2 separate regions of the Homo sapiens genome follow, and region 2 is linked to region 1. The links are chromatin loops, found by intact Hi-C in ENCODE. Cell type or tissue: CD4-positive, alpha-beta T cell. All regions are shown on one strand. Each heading gives the region's core, and the rest is flanking DNA. Links, peaks and the distances in the headings are about the cores only.

The links. A loop is a pair of places that touch in the nucleus more often than their neighbours do. Peaks named below come from ENCODE experiments on the same cell type or tissue, not always from the same donor. Only the 100,000 strongest peaks of a DNase experiment are listed, where the experiment ranks them.
Region 2: it touches region 1 in a loop (3-fold over the local background); 7 of 110 quality-filtered maps call a loop at or near these places.

What each region holds. Positions count from the first base shown.
Region 1 is chr11:35,408,315-35,416,314 of GRCh38, reverse strand. All of the region lies in intron 1 of SLC1A2 (solute carrier family 1 member 2), which reads left to right. Among named protein-coding and RNA genes, the nearest start is that of SLC1A2-AS2, 6.7 kb to the left of the region's middle. In CD4-positive, alpha-beta T cell, for the core only: a CTCF peak has its summit at 3,846 (motif pointing right); no DNase peak of the experiment used is centred there; H3K27me3 peaks cover 855 bases.
Region 2 is chr11:34,500,005-34,510,733 of GRCh38, reverse strand. ELF5 (E74 like ETS transcription factor 5) reads left to right here. Exons shown (of 7, transcript NM_001422.4): 2 at 4,981-5,105. The coding sequence starts at 4,985. Among named protein-coding and RNA genes, the nearest start is that of ELF5, 8.4 kb to the left of the region's middle. In CD4-positive, alpha-beta T cell, for the core only: no CTCF peak of the experiment used is centred there; no DNase peak of the experiment used is centred there.

The sequences.
Region 1 (8,000 bases), core at 1-8,000:
GAAAATGATGTGTGCTGGGCATGGCTGGTGCAGATTACTGGCTTTCTCTCAAACTTTTGGCATACCTATCCTGCAAATTGCCTTTTAGGATATTCTCTTTGTAACCTGTGCATTGATCTTTGCCTGTACAGAGCATATGCCACCACAGTCTGGTTTTTTGAGGGCTTTGATTATTTGGAATTGAGATTATTAGCATCCAGTTTCTATAAAAATCAATAGTGGACTCTTTGGTAGTTCCCAGGCTCTGAGAGGTATTTTCCTGCAAAGCAAGGTCTAATTTAATAGTTGAGCATTCTTTTTTCTGAGTCCCCTGTCATGGCTAGAATTACGGAGATGGCTTTTAGGTCCCTGACCCAAATTGGAAAGAGATTATAAGTAGTTGGTGGCAGCCAGGCTAGTGTCCATTACTGACTGGGTCACAGTGGAGTGTCCAGATGCTGAAGAGGCAGGCATTTTAGAAATATCTTCTTGGAGGTGGGGGGTGGCTAGGTCACTCTGTATGTCAGAGACCCACGGCAATCTGTCTTCTGATCAGCTCCCAGGAGCCAAGGGTCAGGGGAAAGCCAGCCATGAGGGCTTGGGCTTCAGTTTGACTTAAAGAGCAAGGGAAACAGAAAACTGCTGACAGTGGAAAAACCCTGGCAAGGGAGACCCCTTGAATTTATTATTTCAAGCAAATAAAAGCAAACCATAACCATTGTCCTCTTGCTTCTCCCCTTGGGAATGAATTTGAGGTCAGCAGGAGGAAGACCCTACAGCGTGGACTTATTGGAAAGTGAGTGAAGGATGTGGGGCTTATGGTCTAGAGGGGTTTGCAGGTTGCATGCCTCAGGCTTGGCTGGAATTTTCATTTCTCATTTTCAATAATATAGAAATCAGCCTCCTTGGGGAAAATAGATATTAGTAGAGCTATGAGAAAACCATTTCATGTTTACTAAGACAGTCGCTTGTGAGTAATTGAAAGCTTAATTCTCAGGAAATAATTTCTAAATCCAGATGAAACTTGTGAGGCAGAAACTCCATGTTATTAAAAACCAAAAGACAAATCTGTTCATCAGTATCAATGGCCACTTCTTTTCCTCTTCCATGCAACACAATTAGGTGTTTTGTGTCTCCTTTGGCTTTGGCTTTAAAGGATGTGTCAGACAAGGAAAAGTCCTTAAGTGATGATGCTTCAGCTGCAAAAAACGAGCAATATATTTAACAGCTAAGTGTGAGATTTCTGGGTCAGTGTGCCATAAATCCTACAGTTCCAGAATTGCAAAGCTTTTTCATGATTTGAAGCTCAACACAGAGTGATTTCAATGTAAATCCTCCCCTCCCTGCCCTCCTCCATGGCTGTGTCACACAATGCCCTGATGTCTGGTTTCCCCCCTTTTAAAGGCAAACTGAATTGTTTCTCATATTGAATTTTTCTCCCATTGGACTGGCTTGCCTCTTGGCATGAGCTGAAACTATTCTTCATTTCAGTCGCCTGCTACAATTATTTTAATCTACTAAAACACTGATAGTATTAAATCTTCTAGGAATAGTAGGCAGAAGCATTATTCTGAAGATAAAATTTTAGTTTTGCTTGCATTTAAAGAACTTGTCTTCGCAGTCTGAAGAAACATCTAACAAACACCAGACACTGCCTTGCTTGCAGCTTTTGATTTCATGCCCTTAACAGCTTGTTGGGGGCCAGGCAGGATGCTTCATAGAAAGGGTTTTAGAATCCAGATTATGGCAAATCTCTTTATTTACCACGATCATGAGCTTGCTCTCTCCTCCCTCTGCCCGCCCCTCACCCCGCAACTCTCCAAGTGCCAACTCCTTGGAACGAATTAATTAAAGGAATGTTTAAAAATATCTCTTTGCTCCATCTTCAAGTGCTCCATCATTGACTGGAGGCAGATGGGCCACATATTTGTCGGTAGAATAGAAAAGGACTAGCATCTCATTATAAATCTGTCTGGTTGGCTTTAAATGATGTCAGAAAAGACAATGGGCCCGCAGTATTAAAGGAGAATGAAAGGAAGATCTTTAAAATTTTAAAAAGAAGACCCATTTTCTTAGTGCTCTGGTTTTTCTTTTAAAAAGTATTGTTTCTCAATGGTGTTGATATTTATTTATTTTTCATTCATGTATTTAATGTCTCACTTAGATAAACAGATATGACCACTGTTGGCTGAACTGCTGTTTGGTGTTTTTGGCAATCTCGACAGTTGCTTTAGAATATGGACTCACTGAGCAAGAATTGTCCTTTGAAAATGGAATGAAGGGAATGAACTCGATTTGATGGCTAGACTTGATCTGTGTCAATCCTGGTCTCTAGGATAGATGATGGCAATGTTAAAGACCTTGAATGATGTTTGGGGTCAAGGAGGGAGATGCTGTCCCCATGCCCCCCTCTATTTTAGAGGCTTCACTTAAATCACTGAGAGTACTTTCTTCTCTTACGTTTGGTCAGGAGGGCCATCTGTCACTTGCTGTTTGTAATCTGGCACAGGACTTTCTGTCATGTGGTTCTGCCATCCCAAGTTCCCAGCCACTGTGCTGTCAGGATCACAGAGCTGGTGACGAAGTTGGAAGTGAATCTGAGACCTGTCTGCCTCCCGCTTTGCCTTTTTCCCAGCACTGGACATGAGGTACTGGGTGCCTGTGGACTGTATGTGGCCCATGGGTATATTCTTATAGGCTCACAGAGGATTTTGAACATGTTTTAATTGTTCACCTATACTTACTTTTACCTTAAAAAAAATCCTGATTCTGGCTTCTCTTAAAAATTGGGAGATCTGATGACAAAGAACCTTCCCTTTTATCTTGGTACCATTTATTGAGTGATTATATCCCAGTTGGCTTTAAACAGTTTAATGTGTATCAATTTATTTAATCCCCACAACAATATGATGCAGCAGGAGTGACTCTTAGCCTCATTTTACAGGTATAGAAACTGAGGCACAGAAAGAGTAGGTGAATTGCCCAAGATTTTACAGCCAGTGAGTGGCAAAGCTAGGCTTTCAAACCAAGCATCCTGGCTCTGGGATCCATGCCTGTAGTTACTAGGCCATACCTCTTAGTCCAGCAGGGCAGGGGTTAACTGGGGCTGAGGAATGGCCATCTCCTGAGATAGGGCATATGCCTTTCAGGTTGGGCACAGTCTGTTCTGAGACTACTTTTCTCATGTTACCTGCCTGACCCCTTACCTTTCCAAGGAAGTTATTGAGAGATTGAAAGCGTGCGTACCATTCTCTTGGTATACACCATTGCCTAGTGGTTTTGGATTTGAAGAATTATTCAAAATCTCATTTCTATGTAAAAAAAAAGATCTTTCAAGCTACCTTTCCCCCCACCCCCCAAAGCACTTCTTGTTATTTTCTTTAACTTTGGTCTGGGTTGTACATAATGGAGAGGTCTTTTGTAATTATTGGTTTGGTAGTCAGGAAGCCAATAGCGTTGTCTGGTCTAGAGGCAGTGCTTTGAAAGAGCCCAGGGCATGACCACATGGGTCCCAACCTTTGGGATATTGAATTGAGCCTTGGGTATGTGCTTTGTAGTGGCAAATGTAGCTGAGCTTATAGCAGGCCCTGGAATTTATGTTTTCTTTTGCAGCCTTCAGGTGTGGCTGTTTAGGGTTGCGACTTAACTTACGCTCTTTACTGAAACAGCGACTGGTCTTGTCCCTCTAGGAGTGGGGCTGATATTTATTTCATAGCAGATGCAAACAGTGATGAGCTAAGGATGCCTTTTGAATTGAGGAAGAAATCTTTCAGAGGCGTATTTCTGTGTTTTAAAGAGTGGGACAGTTTGCTCATCACCCAACAGATGGCAGTAAATGTCAGCACTTTGTCCACACTGGTGGTCTGACTCCCTTTGGAAGCCCTTCAATCCTTAGGGAATCCCAATTCCCATGGCATTTCATTCTCTTTTGATTATAAAAGCTTTCTCCACCAAGTATAGAATTTGGTAAGAGTGAGGCAATTGACATATATCTACAGTGTTCCATATCACCATAAACAAATATAAATAGGATCAGCCAAGCTTATGTGGCTATATATATATGACTTCATTTCATCCTTGAAAATCCCCTAGGGAATATTATCTCATTTTAGAGATGAAAAAACTGGAACTTAGAGAAGTTTTGATTTTATGCTGTTACTGAGTTTTTAGGTTTTTTTTGTCATCTAATTGTACTGTGTTTTGTATTATCCATATTTTGCAATTAATCCACATTTCCTTAAAATTTCATGGATCCTTCCTTTGCTTTTTATTTTTGTTTTGTTTTTTTTTTTTGCTCCAGTAAGTGTCTTCAATAATTTCATTCAAAGAAAGCAAGATAACCTAGTGTCTCTGAAGAAAAAATAATGTAAGAATCTTAAATTCTTAAAGAATCTTAAAGAATTTAAGAGGCAATGCCTTAAGAAGGACAGCAACTATTACAGAAAGAAGTTATTCTTTGAGTGGAGATGTGCCATTCAAAAGAAAATGTCACCATAAAAAAGTGAGAATAAGTTTAGTTAATTGAAAATGATTGTCAAACCTATTTGTAGATGTCAAACAAGATAATTTCAAATGGAAGAAGTAGTAGTACATGAAGGGAGATAGGTAAAAGAAAACAGAGAAAAGAAGAAAATCATTCTTCTCTCTTAGATATCATGGAAAGCTAACTGCTGCAGATTGTGTTTAATCTCAATCTTTACTTAAAAGGACAGTTGGGCTGGGCATAGTGGTGTGCACCTGTAGTCCTAGCTATTCGGGAGGCTGAGGCGAGAGGATCTCTTGAGCGTGGGAGTTGGGGGCTGCAGTGAGCTAGCTATAACAATGCCTGTGAATAACCACTGCACTCCAACCTGGGCAACATAGCAAGATCCTGTCTCTAAAAAAATTAATTAAGAAAGAACAGTTGGAATCTGATAGATTTCTTAGGAAAGTGGATGGACATCAACATGAACAAAACCCAATTAAACAAACTTGTTCAAGAGTGAAATGGATGGTTATCAACCAACAACACACATCTCAGACATTCTAAAGTGGCTGATGGTACCTGGGGAATTGGTTCAGCTATCATTTTTTCTATTTATATGCAACATATGGTCTAGAAAAGGTGTGAAGAATAAATATTGGGCTAATTTCTAAGAATAGATTAGAGAGTAATGGAATTATAGACTGAATCTATTTTCCCAGGATTTTTCTGGAACTCAATCCCATCAATCAGCAGATATTTATAAAATCATCATAGAATCTTAGCATTTGAAGGATTATTGATTTTTAGGTCATAATTAATTGCTAACATTTCAAATGTAGAACTCATTATCTATTAGTCTGAGAGCATTGAACTTTAGATTCTTTTCACAGGTATTGATACACTGGGGTTGAGGTGTCATTGGTTGGTCCCAGGAAGCAGATTCTGAGATGGAGACTTGTGTGCATGGAATTTATTGGGAGGAGCTTTCAGCGTAAATCCTTATGAAGGAATGAGGGAAGCCAGGGTAGGCAGAGGGAGAGGTTGAAACAGTCGCACCAAAGCCTGCCCACCCACAAGGAGCTCTGGAACAGGGATGGCCCTTCAGAATGATCCTGAATTGAGGAAAGAGATTTGGCCTTTCTACTCCTGCATTAACCAGCCATTGAATGGGGCTGTGCTGGAACGGGACATGGCCCTCGGTACAGGGCAAGGCTTGGGGTTGGGGGGAATATAGTTAAGAGCTGTCACTTATCAACATGCCCAGCAGCTGGGCAAATGAATCATTCAGTCCTGAATGTGGGGGGAAAGGGATCTGGGTAGCATGTCACAGCATCCACCACTGTTTCCAAATTCAAATGTTAGAAAGATAATAAAATAATGAGTCTGGTTGCTTGTGATCAGAATATCCAGGCGTCCACAAAGCTATCATCTGTAATAAAATGCTATACCTTGCTGGTCAAGTGATACAAAATTTCAGGTAGTCAGGAGGAATAACATTAAGTGATCTATTGTTCAGCATGGTGACTATAGTTGACAGCAATTGACTGTGTACTTGAAAATTGGGAGAACAGTAGATTTTAAGTATTCTCACCACCAAAAAATGATAAGTATGTAAAATAATGGATACATTAATTAGCTTGATTTATTTTATTCCACAGTGTATGTGTATATCAAAGCATCATGTTGTATACCACAAATACATACTATTTTTTTTGTTAGAAATAAATAAGGAACTAAATAAAGCTCTATCTTAAAAAATAAAAACCTCAAATATTACAAAATGGCATACAGTAAAAAAGTAAAAGACTATCTCCGGCCCCAATCCTGTTCTCCAGAAATAGTCATTTTTTTTTGTCTGCCCTTTAAGACAGGGAAAGTGGATTCTGATGGGCAGGCTGGGGAGAATTCAAGGTCATCATCTTCCTTAGGTTTATTTATTTGTTTATTTATTTATTTGTTTTTGAGACAGAGCCTTGCTCTGTCACTTAGGCTGGAGTGCAGTGGCATGATCTCGGCTCACTGCAGCTTCCACCTCCTGGGTTCCAGTGATTCTCCTGCCTCAGCCTCTTGAGTAGCTGGGTTTACAGGTACGCACCACGATGCCTGGCTAATTTTTGTATTTTTAGTAGAGATAGGATTTCACCATATTGGCCAGGCTGGTCTTGAACTCCTGACCTCAGGTAATCCATCCGCCTAGGCCTCCCAAAGTGCTGAGATTATAGGCGTGAACCACCATGCCTAGCCATCTTCCTCAGCTTTAGCTGTGTCTCACATAGTCACCAAGTACATAAGAGAGAAGCCCTTCTCTTCATTCCAGTCCTTCCAAGGGTGCCATGTCCAATGGAAAGATGGTTATCTGAAAGTCCTGCTATAGAGAGAGAAATTAGTTACATTAATCTAATTTCTATCTAGAGTGGTGAGTATAATGGAAGGGGTCAGAAGGAATAATAAATAAATATATTGGGAACAAGAGTATAGCTATTATTGACATTTTCAGTGTTGACAGCAGCCATTTTCACACTCCTGCAAGTGTTATTTCCCATGGAGTCCTTACCTGGGGAAAAGTGAACAATGAATTAGGTAAATCCTTTCTGGAATATCCACTGCATTGTTCTGTTGATTCAAGAAGTCAGGTAGTCTGTCAACTTCAAGCCAAAGGTACGTATATGTTGACATTTCTCTGTTCTATTCCACTGGCAAATATTAAGATATGTTCAGAGGTGAAAGAACACTTTTGTACACACAACCCAAGGTCTTGCAAATTATATCTTCGTGAGTGTTTTCCCTTATTTTCTTGCATCAGTTGACTCTGCTTTCTGAGACCAAGACATTGATTATCATTGTGTTTGTGTTTTTATCAGCACAACAAATTAATTCCAGTGACTCAATTGTAGAGCAACAGAAGGTAGAGCAAGCCAACCAAATCTCATTGGAAATTGCCTTGCTTTTCTTTCCTTACCTGTTTTTAATAGTTACAAATCTGTTATTTACCATGGCAGATCGATATTATGCATATTTCCAGTTTATGGGTAAAGATGTCACTGATTACATTCAATCTACATTTAGGAAATACATTTTTGCACATAGAATGTAACAGCCAAATAAAAGAGTGTGAATGATTCACTATTCACTGTCAGATAAATTATTTTTAACAAAAACTTTTACCCTTTTGTCCTCTGGACCAGTGGCTCCTTCCCCATCACACAAAAACATGGCTTTATTAACAATAAAAGCAAAACCCTTAAATATACCCGGCATACCTGAAACTGGGAATAAAAAGAGGTTTAATTGGACTTACAGTTCCACATGGCTGAGGAGGCCTCCGATTCATGGCGAGAGGTGAAAGGCATTTCTTACATGGCGGCAGCAAGAGAAAAATGATGAAGAAGCAAAAGTGGAAACCCCTGATAAACCCATCAGATCTTGTGAGACTTATTCACTACCACGAGAATACCATGGGAAAGACTGGCCCCATGATTCAATTACCTCCCTCTGGGTCCCTCCCACAGCACATGGGAATTCTGGGAGATACAATTCAAGTTGAGATTTGGGTGGG
Region 2 (10,729 bases), core at 1,488-9,487, 910 kb after region 1:
AGACCTTTGGAGCATGATAAAACACTGTAATTAATAACTCAGTTTTTTGATCCCCAAGAACTCATCTTTGTTCCCTAAAGAGGGGGGCAATATCACCCCCCTTGAGCAGGCCTGGCCTAACCTCAGGCCTGTGTTCACATATCCCTGGGCCTCAGTGTTACTTCTGAGAAAGGGGGCTCTGGACATCTGCCTTTTCACACCTATCCTGCTCTACCTCCACTAAAGAAGTCCTTAAGAGCTAAAATGTTCAATTATTGCAAGGACCTTAGAGGGCCTAGAGAAGAGAGGCTACTGAATACAAAGCAGCCATTATTCTTGAACTCTCACACCTACTGCATGCTGGCTAAGTAGCCAAGGTCTTTTGTGGAGAGCCCAGAGTTAATAACACCCACTCCTGCTGTAACAGGAAAAAAAAAAAAAAACACCTTTTTCTGCTTTTATAAAAGATATTTTTTCCAAAAGCAAGAAATAATTACAGAAGAAAAATAGCATGCTGTACACCTGAGAAGGCCCTTTACAAAAACTTAATGGATATAATTTGCCTTAGAAGGAATTACCAAAGGGAATCAGATACAGCATTGTGTATAGCACTAGAGAGATTACAGATCAAGTGAGTAGGCCGGTATAAAGAGGAGAAAGAATAACAATATTAAAAGAGGTAAAAATACTATTGATCAAAAAATATTTCTAGTTTTTATATAATGCCATTCAATTTACCAAATGACCTTTTTTTTTGTTAATACCCAATGACTTTTGAGAGCAATTAGTGAGGCATAGATGAGGAAGATCTCATTCCCACTGTCGTGTTTTGTATTTGATGGATTCCTTATTTGACACTGAAGACCTGGGGACTGTTTTCTGTTTTCTTCCGTGTGGAATTCACCTCTCCTTTCTCCCAACCCAAAGAAGGTCATATCACAGGCCTGCCATCCTCTTCTTTAGTTTTCTGAGCCTTCTGGCCCAGAAGAAAAGGGATATATTTGTCTTCAGCCCTCACTTAAAGGAACTTTTCTGAAGTCCAGTCCAGAAAGCAGAAGTGGCTTTCAGCTCCTGAGGCCCTTCCCTTCCTCATAACCTCTCACCCCATCCCTCAGCATCCTACCCCCTCCCTGCCCCCCTCACTCAGGATATAAAACCAGCCAATCCGTGGGAAAATCACAGCCCAAACCCAGGCAGCCTTGACATCTGTTTGATTGGGCTCCCAGGAGGAGATCCATGCCCACGATAATCTGCAGAGCACATTAACCCTCTCCAGGCATCAGCAAAGAGACTTCCCAGCAGAGTCTGGAAACTCTTGGGTGATGGCCCAGAAAAGGTGCCTAAGTGTCAGAATTCAAACTCGGTTATATATTTACATCTGGAGAGGAGTTCTCATGCACGTTTTTGTTGTTGTTGTTGTTGTTTTCGAGACAGAGTCTCACTCTGTCACCCAGGCTGGAGTGCAGTGGCACGATCTCAGCTCACTGCAACCTCTGCCTCCTGGGTTCGTGATTCTCATGCCTCAACCTCCTGAGTAGCTGGGATTACAGGTGTGCACCACCATGCCCAGCTAATTGTTGTGTTTTTAGTGGAGACGGGGTTTCGCCATGTTGTCCAGGCTGGTCTCGAACTCCTGACCTCAAGCGATCTGCCCACCTTGGCCTTCCAAAGTGCTGGGATTACAGGCATGAACCACCGCACCCGGCGTCTCATGCACATTTGATGGTGATGATGATGGTGGTTGGAGATTTTCAAGCATCTGCAAAGAATTGACCTTTGGTTTCAGAATCACACAATCCTGCCCCTCTTAGTACTGAGGTTTGATTTGCTATATAAGTGTGCCTTGGGGCTCAATTGTGTTTTCAGAAAGAGAAGCAGATGGGCTGAGAGTCAGAAAACTAAGGACCTCCCTGCCACTTAACTCTGGCATCCACTGGCTATGTGACCTTGAGCTAGTTACACAAATTCCCTGAGTCTCAACTTCCTCAACTGTAAAATGGTGGAGGCGAGGAGGGAAATTGGACTAACTCAGTATCTTCCAACACGTGGTACTCACATCAACTGGCAACATGCCAGATGAATCTGGTTAGGGGTTGCAAACTTTTTCTTAAAGGGCCAGGTATTTTAGGATTAGCAGGCCAAAAGGCAAAATCAAGGATATGATGTAAATATTTATATAACCACTTAAAATGTAACCACTTAAAAATGTAAAGTTTTTTTTATTTTTTATTTTTTATTTTTTATTTTTTTGTGAGACATAGTCTTGCTCTGTCGCCCAGGCTGGAGTGCAGTGGCACAATCTCGGTTCACTGCAACCTCTGCCTCCCAGGTTCAAGCGATTCTCCTGTCTCACTCTCCCGAGTAGCTGGGATTGCAGGCATGCACCAACACACCCAGCTAATGTTTGTATTTTTAGTAGAGACGGGGGTTTCACCATGTTGACCAGGCTGGTCTTGAACTCCTGACCTCAAGTGACCCACCCGCCTCGGCCTCCCAAAGTGCTGGGATTACAGGTGTAAACCACTGCGCCCAGCAGTAAAATTATTTTTAACTGCAGGCTTTACAAAAATAGGTGAGGGACTGCATTTTGCCTATAGGATGTAGTTTGCTAACCCCTGATTTAGGTGGCGCATGAACCATTTTTATTCAAATGCTTAAATATTTATTTTTATGTATGTTTAAAAAATCCTGACTTTCCATTTATATTGCTAATATAAAGTTTTCCTTTTAATTAGCATATTTATGTTAAAACAAAAAGGGAGTTGATGATTTTTTTAAGTATTTTAAGTAAATAATAGTGCTCGTAGTATATGGATTGAGTGAAATTATCACAGTCGTAGGCAAATGACTGAAGTTTAGGAAACACTGGACTAGATGAAGAATTCACTCCTGCCAATCTTAAAATTCCATGTGTTTAATATCCCAAGACACTTACCAGTGGTGTGATCTTGAGCAGCTATGTTCCCTTTGCAAAACGAGGAAAGAACTACTCTATGTCAACATTATTTCAAGAATCAGAAAAAAGAATTCGGGTGAACAGATTGTTTTAATCCACCAAACACAGATTATTATTTTTTCTGAATTGCGGGGAGATGGGATTCAGTAGAGAGTGGCATGTGGGAACATGGGAAGCAGCAAAGTTGAGACCAGCACAGGCAAGAATGTGTGCAAGCGGGGGCCCTAGGCCTGTTCTTTTCTGCCTTCCTTCCAGCCTCAACCACACACCCTGCCCCAGAGCTCCTTGCCGCCACCAAAGTGTGTGGGGACTGGAGCACAGCAATTAGAATGGGCTTTTTAAACAGACACACCTGAGCCACCACCCAGCTTCGCTGGCTTTGCATGTATTACCCGGAATCTCAGAGCCTCCATCCCTCACCTATGAAATGGAACTGCTGCCAGTACCTATCTCAGAGTGGTTGTTCTGAGCAGACCAGGAAGAATATAGCTAAAGTGCTAAAGTACTCAGCATGAAGCCCAAAGTGAAGTGCTTGTTGCAATTACCACAGGTCCACACTCGTCTCCAAAACCTTGGGCCGCACATGCTGCAGAATTCTGAATTCTTCACAGATTTAGGAAGGCGAGATAGTATATATACAGTGGAGTACAGATTACCCCTCAGGGTTTAGGGTTTGCTCTAAACATTAATATTTCTGCACTGCATCATAAGAATATTCACTCAGTGCAATAAATAAAACTGCAACCATAGTTATAAAACTGTATAACATATATATGTTGTATGTATGTGTATGTATGTATGAAACAGTATATAAAACTATATAACATCAATTCAGGACTGTTTTGTGCTAGAAAATAAGATTGCAGCAAACACACACACACGTACACACACACTTCCTTTCAGTTTTCAGAGCTTTCAGATTTCAGAATTATGGATTAATCACACACAGTAATTCTTACCTCATTTTTATTTATTTATTTTTTTCGGCCAGTTTCTGTGGCTCACACCTGTAATCCCAGGACTTTGGGAGGCCAAGAAGGGGAGATCACTTGAGGTCAGGAGTTCGAGACCAGCCTGGCCAACATGGTGAAACTCCATCTTTACTAAAAATACAAAAATTAGCCAGGTTTGATGGTACACACTTGTAGACCCAGCTACTCGGGAGGTGGAGGTGGGAGGATCGCTTGAACCCAGGAGGCAGAGGTTGCAGTGAGCCTAGATCACACCACTACACTCCAGCCTGGCGACAGAGCAGGATTACATCTTTTAAAAAAAACAATTTTATTTTATTTTTATTATTTCAACTTTTAGTTTAGATTCAGGGGGTATGTGTGCAGGTTTGTTACCTGTGTGTATTGCACCATGCTGAGGTTTCAGGTGCTATTGATCTCATCACACAGGTACTGAGTATAGTATCCAGTAGTTAGTTTTTCAACCTTGGCCCCCTTCCCTGCCTCCTCCCTCTGGTAGTCCCCAGTGTCTATTGTCCCCACCTTTATGTCCAGGAGTACTCAACATTTAGTGCCCCCTTCTAAGTGAGAAGATGAGGTATACGGTTTTCTGTTCCTGACTTAATTTGCTCGGGATAATAGCCTCCAGCTGCATCTGTGTTACTGCACAGGGCATGATCTTGTTCTTTCTTATGGCTGCATCTCACGCTGTTTCTAGAAGCATATTATTGAACATCATAAGTCAGAGTTCAGGGGTCAGATGTGAGCAAACAGGAAACATAAATAAAGAGGCAATATTGCATAATCAGAGCCTCCATGCTCCAGTCCCCTCTTTGCCACTTTCTAGTTATATCACTTTGGCAATTGTCTCAACCCTTTTGCCTCAGTTTTCTCATCTAAAATGGGGATAGACAGGATATGGCAAGGGTGGAATAATGTCACTCGTAGGTGACACTAGGCGGTGCCTGCTCCTAGTGAGTGACATATTTGTTATCATTTTTAAAAAACAAGTATCGCCCTGCTAGGGGCTCCTGCACAGTGTGGCTTCAGGAGTACCTCACCCCAGCCTCCTCACGACCTCTCCTGCTGTTGCAGGGTAATGTTGGACTCGGTGACACACAGCACCTTCCTGCCTAATGCATCCTTCTGCGATCCCCTGATGTCGTGGACTGATCTGTTCAGCAATGAAGAGTACTACCCTGCCTTTGAGCATCAGACAGGTGCGTACATTTGAAGGAGCCCATCTGAGTGCAGCCAGGATGGGCTAGGGCAGGAGGTGGTGCTGGCCGCAGGTGGAAGACAAAGCTGTGCTGGGGCCTAGGAACACCAGAGTTCAGGGCAGAGGGCTGGAGGGCTCCTGGATGGAAGGAAGGGCAACCTCTTGCAGATAAAAGGTGCTGGAACCCTCACCCCCAAACTCCCTAGTTCTGTGGCCTCGAGGCCGTGCACGGCTCAGCTAACCTCTCTGAGCCTCGTTTTGCTGCCAAGTAAAATGTACGTCTCTTGGAGTTATTATGATATTTAAACAATGTAGTAGAAAGAAAGCCCTTAGCCCAGGACCTGGTATGCTGTGTTTGCTTGGTCATGGTGGTTTTAGCCAACATTTACTGAACACGAGCTGTGTACCAAACCTTGTGCCAAGCACCATCTCATCCTTGCCAAAGCCCTATGAGATGAACAATTATTATCCCCATTTTATACATGAAGAAACTGAGATACAGAGAGGCTAAGTGACTTGCCCTGGGCCTCACAGTTAAGCTCCATGCAAGTTGACCCATCTTATAATTGATATCACACTGTGGTTATTGATATTAATATATCATTATTCTCTGAGCTTCTATTTCTTTTTCCCTAAACCAGGGGTGATGAGAGCTACTATAAGGACTAAGGGAGCCAAAGGGTGTAAATATGTAGCCTGGCACAAAACAAGTGTTCAGTAAATATGAGCCCCTCACTGTTCCCCAGGCCTCCTTCCCCACCCTCCCTCCTCTTTCTCAGCCTGGATTTCTCCACCTGAGAAGGCAGCATGGGACCTTGAGAAAATCCCATGCCGGAGGGAGGCCAGCCGAGCTTTGCCCCCAGAAACCCTCTGAGGGCCTCTGTCACTGAGGTGCTTGGGTGACCACATATCACAGCACACCTGGCTGACTGCTGGCACAACAGGAGCACACGCTGCTCAGCGGTCATGCAAGTGCCAATCAAGCTGTCAGTCCTCACTGAGTGTTAACCCCATGTAGGAGTCCAGACTCAGTGTCCGGAGGCAGGCAGTGTGCAAGAGAGGCCATGCCTCCAGGGACTGCAAAAAGTCCACTACCAGAAGCCCCTGCCTCTGGGGCCAGGGACCAGGCCACACTCACAGACTTGAGGCACTTACCTACATAATGCAATCCCACACCTGCCCCCACCCCACATGGACACACATACACACACGCGTGCACACACACACACGCACATGTGAAATCTCTCACCCTCATCTGTAAGGTCTAGATCATTGCATTTGGACTTGAATCAAACAGATACATCTTACAATTCTCCTTTAGGCCTAAGAAGCACCTTGTTTCCCAGAAAGACATGAGAAATGTACTGTGTCTCCTTCCCTTGAACTTTGGTTAACAGGTTAAATCTGAAGGAGGAAAATGAAAACTTTCAAGTCGCCGTGCCCTCCCTATGTTTCCCACAGTGGTGGGGCCCAGCTCCAGGCTCTCTCTCTACCTATGCATAAGGCCAGGCCTCACTTAACCCAGACCTGCCATCATGAGAGCCCCCTCTTTCTGCCTATTCTGCTGGGAAGTAGTTGGGGTGGCAGTGGGAGGGGCGGGCTACAACCAGCTGCCCCAGGCAATGGCCTGGGCAGTGAAGCAGCGGCTCTGTGTCATGAAGACCTGGTGTGTCCCAAATGGGAAGTCTGGCTCTGACACTAGCTGTGTCATCTTAACCTCTCATGTCCCAGTTAGTTTCTCATCTGTAAAATGGGAATGACCACAATGCTACCTTGTAGAGTTGTTATGCTAATGAAATGAGTTATCATATGGGAAGTGTTTAGGACACAGTCCGGTACCTGGTAAGCACACATAACTGTTTAAAAAATTGAAGGATTAGCTGGACGTGATGGCTTACACCTGTAATCCTAGCACTTTGGAAGGCCGAGGCAGGATTATCACTTGAGCCTAGGAATTGGAGACCAGCCTGGGCAACATAGTGAGACCTTGTATCTACAAAAAATTGTTTAAAAATTGGCCTGGTATGGTGGCACATGCCTGTAGTCCTAGCTACTTGGGAGGCTGAGGCAGGAGGATCCCTTGAGCCCGGAAGGCCGAGGCTGCAGTGAGCTGCAGTCACGCCACTGCACTCCAGCCTGAGCGACAGTGAGATAAAAAAAAAAGGTTGGGGAGCAGGCATGGTGGCTCCTGCCTGTAATCCCAGCACTTTGGGAGGCCAAGGCAGGCAGATCACCTGAGGTCAGGAGTTTAAGACCAGCCTGGGCAACATGGAGAAACCCCGTCTCTACGAAAAAATACAAAAATTAGCTGGGCATGGTGGCACGCACCTGTAGTCCCAGCTACTCGGGAGGCTGAGACAGGAGGATCCCTTGAGCTCAGAAGGTTGAAGCTGCAGTGAGCTGTGAGTATGCCACTGCACTCCAGCCTGAGCAACAGGGGGAGACTCTGGGTCAAAAAAAAAGGATTAGTTTCAGTTTGGGATAATGAACAAATTCTGGAAGTGAATAGCACTGATGACTGTGCAACAATGTGAATGTACTTAATGCCACTGAACTGTACCCTTAAGAAAAGTTAAAATGATTAAGTGTTATATTATGTATGTTTTACCACAATTTTAAAGAATGAGGTTAACAGAAGTGATCACCAGTGGCATTGCCAGAGTTCCTTAAATCCAACCAAGTCTTAGACATTCAGACACAGCTCTCTGGCCAGAGGCTTCCGCATTTCCATCAACGTCATGAAAGGTTAGACCAGGCCATTGCTAGGATCCCTTCCAGAAGCTTCTGTGATTCCTGCATCAGGCAATATCGAAGACACAGCCTTCTCCTCCCACCACCCACTGAGAAAACAGAAATTCCCATCAAGTCATGCGGCCAGTGAAAATAAAATAGCCTTCGAGACTGGCCCAGGTTCCTAAGGCTCCCTGAGGGATGGAGCCAGGCTTTCAAGTAGCCACCGGCCCTCGGGATTTCAGGGGAAGCTCAGTATCACTGACCTCCAAAAGGTCGAAGTTGGGTGTGAAATGTTCACCTGGAGTAAACACCTCTCTTGGAGCTGCCTGGGCACCGGGTGAGCCTTGTAGCCCCTGCTCTCCTCCACAGGTGGGAGGATTAGCAGGAGGGGCCTTCTGTCTTTTATCAACAAGGACGTTGCCACCCAGAGAGGTGCAGCCATTTGGAGTTTCTACAAAAGCCCCCTCTGGCAGGGGTGGGTCAGGAGACAGCCAGCTTTGCCTCTGGGCACTGCTCAGCCAACTTTCCCTGCTCCATGGCCAGCAGGCTCTGAGATACCTCTCCTGAGGTCCTTACCCACCTCCCAGGAAATACTATCTGGAATTCTGGGCCCTCCTAAAGATTGTTGCAGTGGCAGCTTCCTGTTCACCCAGGTTCATGGGCAGGCACTGCCACTTACCAGCCATGTGACCTGCAGCCAGTTTTTTGAGATATGCTTTCCTCTGCCTCCTGGAGTTGGGGAGATTGAATGATATTTTGTGTACGAAGTGTTTAGTCACGTGCCTGGCACTTGGGAAGTGCTCACCCTAGCCAAGAACTCCTCACCACTCCCTGTTGGGTGGAAAAACAGCCTTCCCTCTCCTCTCTTCATTGTCCATATTGAACAAAAATAACAACAAAACTCCATCTCAAGCTTCTCAGTTCAGAATTTTTAACAGCTTAGATATTTGAGACCTGAGGGAAGGGAAGGAAAAGGAGAAAAAAAAATGATGTGCCTTCTAGACAAATGATGTCTAGGAGAGGGAAGGGTGGAATACTCAGCCTATTTAGGAAAACCAGCTGTTCTCAAAAACCCTTCAAATGGCTTGAGCAGAGTGCCGCTGAATCTGTGCCCTGGTGTGGTAACCACAAAGGATTCTGACCTGCTCTTTGAAGCAGGACTTCTGCTTGGCTGCACTGCAGGCAGGAGGTTGGACAGTCCAGATTGCAAAATACTCTAGAATTTCATGAACTTACCCTGCCTTGCCTGTGGCTTTTTCAAAGTAAAGAACGATGACTACTGGAAAATGTATCCAAGTGGGCGGGAGAGTTGGTTGGGGGGGAGGCTGCATGTAGTTCACATGCATATGATATTTTTAAAAGATGGTTTCTCCAGTCGAGTTCCAGTAGCCAACCCTCCAGTAGTCATTGAGTACCCTGGCCTTGCCACTACTTTCTTTCTGGAATTCTTTCCTTAACCTCCACAGACCAACACCCCTCCCCTGACAGCCAATGTGCCACGCACACATGCAGCGCCTCCTTTGCTTTGGAATCTTGCTTATACTTTGTCAGCTGCAGAGGTTTCTAAACTGAGGTTCCTGAGAGGCTTTAGGGGTTTCCCAGAGGTTCCTTAGGGACCACCAGAGAAGGGAGTGGAAGTGACAGTTGAGAAGATGGGGCTTCAGTCCTTCTCTGTCCACCTCCATCCCTAAGCATGCTTCTCCACTTTAATTCTGAAGACGGTAGAGCACAGTGAGGCTGGGCTGCAGGAGCCAGAATACACCCAGATAACCCACTCCTAGCTCTGCCACTTACGGGTTACGTGAGCTTGAAAAGGGTCACACCCGTGAGCCTTACTTTCTCCCTTTGTAAAATGGGTAACATGACAGAGGACTTCATAGCATTGTGTTAGGGACAACATGAGAAAGCACAAATAATTTAGCATGATAACGGGCACATACTAAGTGCTCAATAAATATGTTAGCTATAATATTATTGCACAATGTGAGATTTTATTTGAAGAAAGCACTTTTTGTAAGAAAAAAAAAAGTGCAAAACCCACTGGTCAGAGAAAGAGGCATCTGCATCCCCACATGGGCTTTCCTAAGCAAGATTCATGTTTTATGTACAGAAGCTTGAGAGCAGATACAAAGGAAAGAATCTAAGAACTTCTAAGTCAAAACCAGATCAACAAATACAAAATCATCTGAAAGTCTGAGGTGAGCCCTGTGGCAGCGCCCACACCTCAGGAGGACTCACTGTTGGCCACCTCTAGCCCAGTGGACATGCACCTGAGCCTTCTGGGTGGCCATGGCCCCAGGACTGCTCAGGGCTTGGCTCTCTTGGCCCCTTCCTAACTCCACGCTCCCAAGGCCATGGCTACTTTGCAGCCAGCCCTTCTCCTGTTTTCTCTATACAGTTTCCTATGCTGCACTGGACTTAACTTTTCCATCTCATGGTCTCTTTCCATAGGCTATGCTGGAAAGCCAGGAAGGGGTATGGGATGGAGCTGGACTGGCTCTGGGAGGAAACTTGAAAGCCATTTATCATTTCAGGTTTTCCCTCATAAAGTCCTTCCTTTCAGTGACAAAGCTGCAATTGATGGTGCCCCTGCTATCCAGTTCATTCACCACCTCTCTTCAGTGCTGCCCCGGGCAAAACACTTTCCCAACTCCCTATGCTAGTAAATCATGCTAATTATGGTCCAAGTTTGTCTAACTCGGGCCTCCTCTGACCCAGACTGTCTGTCTTGTCCCAGCCAAGCCCTGAGCTTGCTTTACTGTAGTTTTTCCTCAGCTAGATTGAGGAAGGCCCCGTTTCCCTGAGAACAAATGTATTCCCAAAATAATAACCAATAACAGGTGACTTATACTGAAAACTTACTGTCATTCAGATACTAGGCTAAGTTCTTTA